Linked DNA regions of Homo sapiens: region 2 is linked to region 1. Evidence: chromatin loops called from intact Hi-C (ENCODE). Cell type or tissue: breast epithelium. All regions are shown on one strand. Links, peaks and the distances in the headings refer to the core of each region. The heading gives the core; the rest is flanking DNA.

What was found. Hi-C counts contacts between places; a loop is a spot of excess contacts. Peaks named below come from ENCODE experiments on the same cell type or tissue, not always from the same donor. Only the 100,000 strongest peaks of a DNase experiment are listed, where the experiment ranks them.
Region 2: it touches region 1 in a loop (2.9-fold over the local background); 2 of 110 quality-filtered maps call a loop at or near these places.

Annotation. Positions count from the first base shown.
Region 1 is chr4:140,262,386-140,266,777 of GRCh38, forward strand. It overlaps a transcript of SCOC not described here. Among named protein-coding and RNA genes, the nearest start is that of SCOC-AS1, 110 kb to the right of the region's middle. RefSeq lists an enhancer at 4,374-4,392. In breast epithelium, for the core only: no CTCF peak of the experiment used is centred there; no DNase peak of the experiment used is centred there.
Region 2 is chr4:139,762,847-139,767,238 of GRCh38, forward strand. The region is part of intron 2 of MAML3 (mastermind like transcriptional coactivator 3); the gene reads right to left. LOC124900781 (a long non-coding RNA gene) reads left to right here and starts at 210. Exons shown (of 2, transcript XR_007058276.1): 1 at 210-1,937. In breast epithelium, for the core only: no CTCF peak of the experiment used is centred there; no DNase peak of the experiment used is centred there; H3K4me3 peaks cover 1,585 bases; H3K27ac peaks cover 1,861 bases.

The DNA of each region.
Region 1 (4,392 bases), core at 209-4,208:
GGCCGGGCTTGCTCTCAGGGCTTTGAAGGACTCCATGTTGAAGACCTCCTATCTTTGGCACATTGGATTAAAACTATAATCTCCAAAACACTGCCCTACAGTCCTTTTGTGCTGTGCTTTCTCTCTTTGCTTGTCTTTCTATATCTTCTCCTGTTTCTGCTATAGAGTGTTGGGCTCAATGATAGTGGCTCCTTGAATAGGAGCAGAGGAAAGCGAGGTGGGGGAAGAAATAGCTATGAGAGAACGTATTAGTCGGTTCTCACACTGCTATAAAGAACTACCTGAGACTGGCTAATTTATAAAGAAAAGAGGTTTAATTGACACACAGTTCCACATGCTGTACAGGAGGCTTGGCTGGGGAGGCCTCAGGAAACTTACAATTATGGCGGAGGGGCGAAGGGGAAGCAAGAACCTCTTACATGGCAGCAGGAGAGAGAGAGAGAGAGAGAGTGAAGGGGGAGGTGCTTCAGAATTTCAAACAACCAGATCTTTTGAGACTTCTATCAGGAAACAGCCCCAGGTAGATAGTGCTAAGCCATTAGAAACCACCCCATGATCCAATCACCTCCTGCCAGGCCCCCCCTCCAACCCTGAGGATCACAACTCGAGATGAGATTTGGGTGGGGACACAGAGTCAAACCATATCAGAGAATAACACCAAAGTGTTGATTTGAAAATTTTCTTAGAGTAACTGTTTAGGCACAGGCAAATTAAAATCCTGTGCATAATCCTGTTTGGGTGCATTTGCATCTCTTTAAACTATCTCATACAGCTGGATGTCATCCTTGGAGGGAAGTCTAGTGGAGCTCATGGCCAGAGTACCTAGCAAATTTTCAAAGACCTTGTGACTTATGTTTACTTGCTTGGCAATGATGTTCCTGTGAGAAGCATGAGACCTTGTCTTCCACAGAGCAATTTAGGACCATCAGTGTTACAGAGACTCCAACCAACTTGCACAGGTAAGCCAACTAGAATTTGCTGATGTACAGCTAAAAGAAGGGTGAGCATGAGGCCGGGGACTCTGCATTCCACATCTGTGCTCAGAGACTCTCCCTGAGCCACGTGCAGAGCAGCTGTGGGTGAGAGGTGAGCTGCTCGCTGCTGAAACACCCCATTTGGTGAAGCAGGCCTTTGTTTGAGATGACACCGGGAGTGAAAGCAGGTTATCATCACTATACCCAGTGGTCTGACAGAGCAAATGGAAGAACTCGGTGAGGTGAGGAGAGGTGAGAGAGGTGAGGAAAAGATTAGCGAGGCTCAAATGGGATAATTGGAAAAGCAGGGGCAGGCAGTAAATTATGCCCCTTTTACTTGGCTTAGTTATCATATCACCCCGAATGGGTGAAATAGGTCAGCAACCCATGGGTGAAAAGCAAACTCAGGAAGGGTCACAGAGGTGAGCTAAGAACCGAGCTCCGAGGACACTTTCAGGAGCCTGTGGAAACCGTGTTGCTGGATTTTCATGCTTAGAAAGAGAAACAGGACAGAATAAGTCAATAGAGTCTTCTGGGATTGTCTGGAGGTCTTTTTCATCTTGTCAGAACCTAGACCTATCAGTAGGAAACAGGTTGAAAAGTCTCACAAATGAAGAGGCAAATAAAGCAAGGGAGTGGTAATTGTTTTGTTTTTTAAGAGACAGGGTCGCTTGCTGTTGCCTAGGCTGGAGTGCAGTGGTACAATCACTGTTCACTTCAGCCTTGAACTCCTGGGCTCAGGCAAATCTCCTGCCTCAGCCTCCTGAGTAGCTGGGGCTATAGGCATGCACCACCACGCCCAGCTAATTTTAAAAACATGTTTTTTAGAGATGGGGGTCTCACCATGTTGCTCCGGCTGGTCTTGAACTTCCAGCTCCAGTGATCATCCCTTCTCAGCCTCCTGAGTTGCTGGAATTATAGGTGCCTGCCACCATGACTGGAAGGAAGTGGTGGTTAATGTGGGTTCTGGACTGCTTACTTTTGCCTCCCACCCCAACTTGCAACCTTGTTCTGTGACCTTAGGAAGTTACTTTACCTCTTTGTGCCTTGGTTTCCTTATGTGTGACAGGGAAATAATAATTGTACCTAGACCTTCATACGTATAAAGATCTTAGTTCCTAGCACTCTTAAGTTCCTAGCAGTTAGAATACATTCAAAAAGACTAGCTGAGAAACACTTGAGAGAATGGTTTCGATGCCCTTGAGGTCATTTTGGACATTGGCAGGGACTTCTTTTGGTGGTTACAAGGATAGGGATACTACTATCATTTAGTGGGTGGAGGCCAACCAAAACAATTCATCCTGTATCCCACATGACTTTTGAGTGTTCTCATCTGGGATGTACACATCCCGATAGGTGAAAAACCTAATATTATTGGAACTTAGAATCTAACTCAGTTTTAAAAAATTTCATGAGTTCTTTTTGCATTGTTTTCACATACACTGAATTTTGAATGATCATACCAATCAAGAAGATTATGCTCTGCTTCGTTTAGAGTGCTGTCAGGAGTGGTTCCCCATTTCAGAAAGTCACCTCACTGATGACAAAAACAATGACCTGTCGGAGCTGCATTTGTAACTATTATGTTTCTAAGGCCTCTACGCATCATGAGGCCTCATGACTTGATTGTGACTTCTAGCGTAGCTATGCCTGGGCGTGAATATATATATATTGAAATGCACATGATTTTATTATAAATAATGTTGTGTCTCTTTTATATCAGTTAGGGCATTGTGTTGATTTCTTCTTGAAATGTATGAGGATGAGTTATGCATATTAATTTTATTGAGGATATTAAAAGGCCATTATAAAACAGTTGTTTTAAAAAGGAGGTTTAGCTGTGATAGGTTTTTGGAGCTAAGCTCAGCATAATCATAATGGTTGTAGTTCCCAAAAGTCGGTCCCTGAGTCAAGGAAATCAGAACCCAAAGAAAGGGTATTTCACTTGCTCTCAGTTTGCCTGTTCTCTTTTAGCCGGGTATTTAAATGCTTATGTGGTGGTCAGAGCATTTCGGTATATTGCATGTATCTTCTGTTAAAAGAAAAACTTCAGTGGCACTAAAATTAGAAGAGTTTTATTGAACAATGAACAATTTGCAAATCGGGCAGCCTCCTGAGCCACAATAGGCTCTGAGACTTCAGCGCAGCCACGTGGTGGAAGACTTATGGACAGAAAAGGGAAACTGACTTACAGAAAATGGAAGTGAGGTCCAGAAACAGCTGGATTGGTTATAGCTCAGCATTTGCCTTATTTGAACATGGTTTAAACATCTGGCCACATTTGATTGATCAAAATTTGGTGATTGGCACAAGAGTAGACTACAGTTTGTTTACTTCCATGTAGGCTATAGTTCACGATGTACAGAGCAACCTTTAGCTTTAGGTTAAACTTGATTTAACACTACCCTCAATAATCTTGAAGTCTAGTTTCTGATTAAGATGTGGCCATCTGTCCCATCTCTGTAGCACACTTAACTTCAAGAGGAGACCATCTTTTGTGCATGTGAACTCTTCTCTCTCCCGCTGTGGGAGCTAGATCACACCAGAAAAGCCTCTTTTCCAGGGATTGGTGGAAAGACTAAGGCAGCCAGGGCTGGAGGACCTACTTTGGCAGAGGTGCCCTCTGCTCTGTCCAGGGCTGTCTCCCCAGCTGAACCATGGTCTCAAGGGCTCCTGCTCTCTGCTGGGTAGGCCTGGTACAATTAATTCTGAGGCCCAATCTTTGATTTGATTGCTGTTAAGTCCTGTTGTTTAGGGAGGGAGAGCGTCTATTTACTCCCTGACATGGCCAAAGATGGAAACGGAGAAGTTGCAGAAAAACTTTGTGGGTAATAATGTCATACCTAGAAGATGATTGTGTTGCCTGATAGCCATGGGGAAGATGGCAAGTAGAGACAGCTTTCTTGGGGGTGTGAGTCAGCTTGGGCTGCTGTAACAAAAATATCATAGACTTGGTGGCTTATAAACAACAGAAATTTATTTCTTACAGACCTGGAGGCTGGAAGTAGCAGATCAGGGTGCTAGTATGGTCAGGTTCTGGTGAAGGCCCTTTTCTGTGTTGGTAACTAAAAAGAGGGCTAAGAGCTCTCAGGAGTCTTCGTTTTATAAGGGCACCCCAGAGAGTGAGGTGCTACACCTTCATTACCTAATTATCTCCCAAAGGCTCCATTTCCTAATGCCATCACATTGGGGATTAGGAAGAACCTCAACATTAAATTTGAGAGGGCACAATCAGTCTCTAACATGGGGATGGGGCCTGAGTTCAGTTTCCTTCTATTAATATATTAGAATATATTAGTGGTAAAGGTGTTAGAGTCTAGACTGACAAAATCAAGACAAAATAAAGAGCCATTAAGTCTTTCAAAATTTAATCTATAATTACGCTGTATTCAGAAATGTGCTGGTTCCCAAAGATTAA
Region 2 (4,392 bases), core at 231-4,230, 500 kb before region 1:
GGCACAGCCCATGGAGGAAAGAAAGCCCCCCTTTCTTTCCTGAGGAGGGCTGGAGAGGGGGTGCGTGTGCATATTTCGTGTCTATGTGCCAAAGTTAGGCTTCCTGACATTGTTTCCTCTGGCTTCTCTTGGCACAGTGTCTTCCTGGTCTATGAAGGCCTGCAACTGGCTGATCTTGGTTAAAGGGAAACTGACCAGTGGTATTTGGTGGATACTGCTTGTCCTAAAGATTCAGGAGGAATAGAACTTTCTCCAGGAACCCAGGGACTTATCCAGGGATGACAATCTAACTTTTTAGGGTCTGATTGAAAGATCTGCATCCTTGTGGACAAGAACTTAACTCTACAGAGGAGATTCCTCCTGCCACAGGATTACACCTGGAAAGATTTTAACATTCTTTTCCTTTGTCAAGTCCCCAAAGGATACATTCCTGATAGGGAATCCTAGAGTTTATTCTCCCTTGAATGACTAAGGCCCTAGGCAAAGCTGAAGAGGAGTCTGGATTCTGTGAGAATGAACAAGGCAGCTGCTCGGAGTCGGCTGCTGAGGGGGCCATCTGTTTAAGCAACGAGAAGTACGGAGCTAAAGAGGCACACGGTATTCAAACATGTGAGTTCCCTGCACCAGGGCTTCTGGTCAGTTCTTCAATCAGGAGAGAAAATGATGCTTAGGTGTTAAAGGTTCAGGGGGAGCCGAAATGACTTCAATTGCCAAAATAAACAGAATTGCTTAATTAATCTAACTAAAAAATCCTGTTCAGCATTGGATTAAAAAAATCATGTTGATGCTGCCCCTGTTTATTTGGCTGAATCCTGGACTGAGAGGGTATATTTAGCCTCAGTGTGCTTGCAGGATTGCATCTTGCAGCTCAACAGGAAATATCTGGAGTCACAGCTAAAGATATCTCTGCATGTTCAGAAATTTACGAGCAGCTGTAAAAGTGGAGCTATGGTGGGCAGAGTGCTGGAACAGTCTCCCTTTCAAATGAGAGAGGCCGCTGAATTAAACACTTGAATATACCAAGTTCATGGCAGGCAGAGGGCACCTGACATGCTAAAAATAGCCAAAGTGGAAGTGCTTCTGTTGCTAAAATAATACTGAACTGGTATGCTCCTTTTCTCAACCCACAAGAAATGGGTGAAGGGGTAGAGGGTAGGCTCTGAGATTCCAAAAAGTGTGTCAGAAGCTATGCCAAGTGAAAGTCATTTCCTCATTTTGCCACTTTTCAAAAATAAATAGCTTTCTTAAGCTGAGCAAACTGAAGTAGCAGTAATCAATATATTATTTTTTAATAACACGAGACAGAAATGGTAGCAGCAAAAAGACACTGCATACCTGGATCTGTAGTCCTGCTGACAAGCAATCCTGCTGACGAGCAAACCTTTTCCATCATGGGCAAGACTCATTTATTTTTAAACATCCTTTTGCTAGACTCCCTTATCAGCAACTCCACGCCCTGCTCACCAATGCCCGGCTGGAAAGGTCCCTACTTACTCCTGTGCACATGCCTGGCAAGGCTGCTTGCTAAACAGCATGGACAAGGGGACGTCTGTGCCCCTGCATGTTGCCGGGCAGAGGAGGCTACGACCTTTTCCCGAATGGCCATTAGGTCCAAGAGCCACTGAACTTTCATTCTGTGACCGAGGACATTGTCTCATCTTTCCAAGTCTCACTTGCCCTTTTGCCTGATGTGGGGCTAATAGAGATTACCCTGGTGGCCTCCTGAAGTTGCTGTGCAGATCTAGTGAGCTAATGCATGCGAGAGCACTTTGTGACTCCCAAAAGCCTGAAACCTGATGGAGGATGTGGTTGCTGTTGTTATTGGGCATTCTACTGGAAACGCGGGGAAAGAACAGCAACATCTCCCGGTGATAAGGGAGTGCTGTGCACAGACATTGAGTGTGTTCTCTTTTGTGGGATGGTGCCATCTTCCACAGGTACAAGCACTGTCCACATCCCACTGAGAGCAGCAGGGGCCACAGGAAGTCCGCTTGCTTTCAATGAGCTTGGCATGGCTCACTGCCGGCATCGCGGCCACACTCCTGCTTCAGTGACTGCACCTACTCTGGGCAGCTCCCAATGCAGGGCTGGGCCTGGGTTCACGGGGAAGCAGGGGCTGAGACAGAGGTGAGCCCAGCCTCAGTGTGAATGGTTATGAAGTTATCACCAGTGCCTACCCTGGGACCAGTCCCCCAGGCTGGTCAGTACTCCTAGCTGGGAGGAGAGAGATGCCTACCTTATCTTAGGCAGCCCCACTAACAGCTGCCGTTTGGGCTGCCACTGACTGAAGGGATTATTATTTATTTTCTTTGGTTCTCATCTCCTTCTCATCTGCCTTACATGTTATATCTGGTAAAAAATGATAAGTTCACCATGATGGTCACTGTGGGGCACATGGACAAAAATATGTATGCACATTGTCTAAAACTGGAAGGGAATATTAAAAATGAAATTACTTGCTGTTTTAGGATGGTAGAATTAAGAATGCTTTCCTTGCTTCTTTTTTTGCACTGTCTAATGTTGTTAAGTAATCTTTAAAATAATTTAAAAAAGGAACTGCAATTAGGGTTTTAACATTTTGTAAAATGACATTGGTTACCCTGATTTTGGCTTTACTGGGCCTGAAAGTGCAAAGTTAAAGAAATATCACATAGGCTAAAGGATTCCAATGTAATAATCATATTTTCAGCCTCTGAAGTATTTTAAGGGTGGCCTTCTTCATTTCAAGGTTTTTTTGGAGAATGTAGTAAATGGCAAAGGACATGCAATGTTTAAAAGTTGGAAATCAAATCATAGCTTTTTTATTTGGAAAATGCTTAGAAGTCTACAATCTTTTCCACCAATGAAGAATGAAGTATTGGCCAGGTGTGGTGGCTCATGCCGGTAATCTCAGCACTTCGGGAGGCTGAGGCAGGAGGATCGCTCCAGGAGTTCGAGACCATCCTGGGCAACATAGCAAGATTTTGTCTGCACTAAAAATAAAAAAAATAAATAAGCCAAGTGTGGTGGTGCGTGCCTGTAGTCCCAGGTACTAGGTGGCTGAAGTGGGAGGATTGCTTGAGCCCAGGAGATCATGGCTTCAGTGAGCTATGATCATACCACTGCATTCCAGCCTGGGCAATACAGTGAGACCCTCTCTCAAAATAAATAAATAAATAAATAAAAAGAATGAAGTGTCTATCGAGCACCTATGTGCTGAACATTGGGCAAGGTGTTGTGTATTTCTTCTTAGTTCCCCCTTTTCCCTGTTTCTCCTCCCACAAAGTGAGTCTCACTGGTTGTTTCGTAAGGCACTACTCAGTTAACTCCCTTCATGGTCTTTCTTTTTGGGGGGTGGGGGTGGGGGATGGAGTCTCACTCTGTCACCCAGGCTGGAGTGCAGTGGCATGATCTCGGCTTACTGCAGCCTCCGCCTCCTGGGTTCAAGCGATTCTCCTGCCTCAGCCTCCTGAGCAGCTGGGATTACAGGCGCCCACCACCATGCCCAGCTAATTTTCATATTTTTAGTAGAGACGGGGTTTCACCATGTTGGCCAGGCTGGTCTCAAACTACAGACCTCAGGTGATCCACCCACCTTGGCCTCCCAAAGTGCTGGGATTACAGACGTGAGCCACCGTGCCCAGTCACGAGTGATTTTTTTAAAGCTCTAGATGCCAAGGTAGTGTCAATGAGGGGAACTGCCAACAATTTCTGGTTCCTTCAATAAACAACCAGAAACCATGACAGAATAGGGCTTGGCACCTATGGTAACCGGCCACACCCAGCTGCTTTCTCTGGAGTACAGCAATAGAATGGACAACGGCTCAGATCTTCTCCTTCTTCTCCCGACAACTCCAAGTCCGCCATTTCCTTCTACCATGATTTAGAAATTATCCCCTCTATTTGATAAAGAGGTAAATTAAGTCAAGGGAAGGTAAAGGTTCTGGCATCTGGGCACTCGGCACATGAAGAGCAAAACTGAGAAAAGACCAAGGTTTGCCACTGCGCCATCTCCCTGCAGACCAGCTCTGCAGGCACGGCCATGGGGGCCAGTGAATGTCATGAGACGTTAAGTGCGAGGCTGAGCTAGTTGCCCTCTGTATTTTGGTACCCACACATGAAAAACTGGGGGTAACAGTATGTGTTCCTTCCCACCTCACAAAAATACCTTATCTACACATAACAAGTATACACGTGACTATTATTGTCCACTTTATTATTATGTCAATGTGATTACTCTGTAACCCAACTTATATTCCTTTGCCTCCCAAGGAAACAGACAAAATAAAACATGAGCACCACAACAACTTTCCAGCGGGTACAGGTAATTAATTCTAACCAAAAAAGTCCACATTGGGTCAGGCCTACCACTCAGCTATTCAGCTTGGCACGGAATCTCTTTTGGTGGCACCA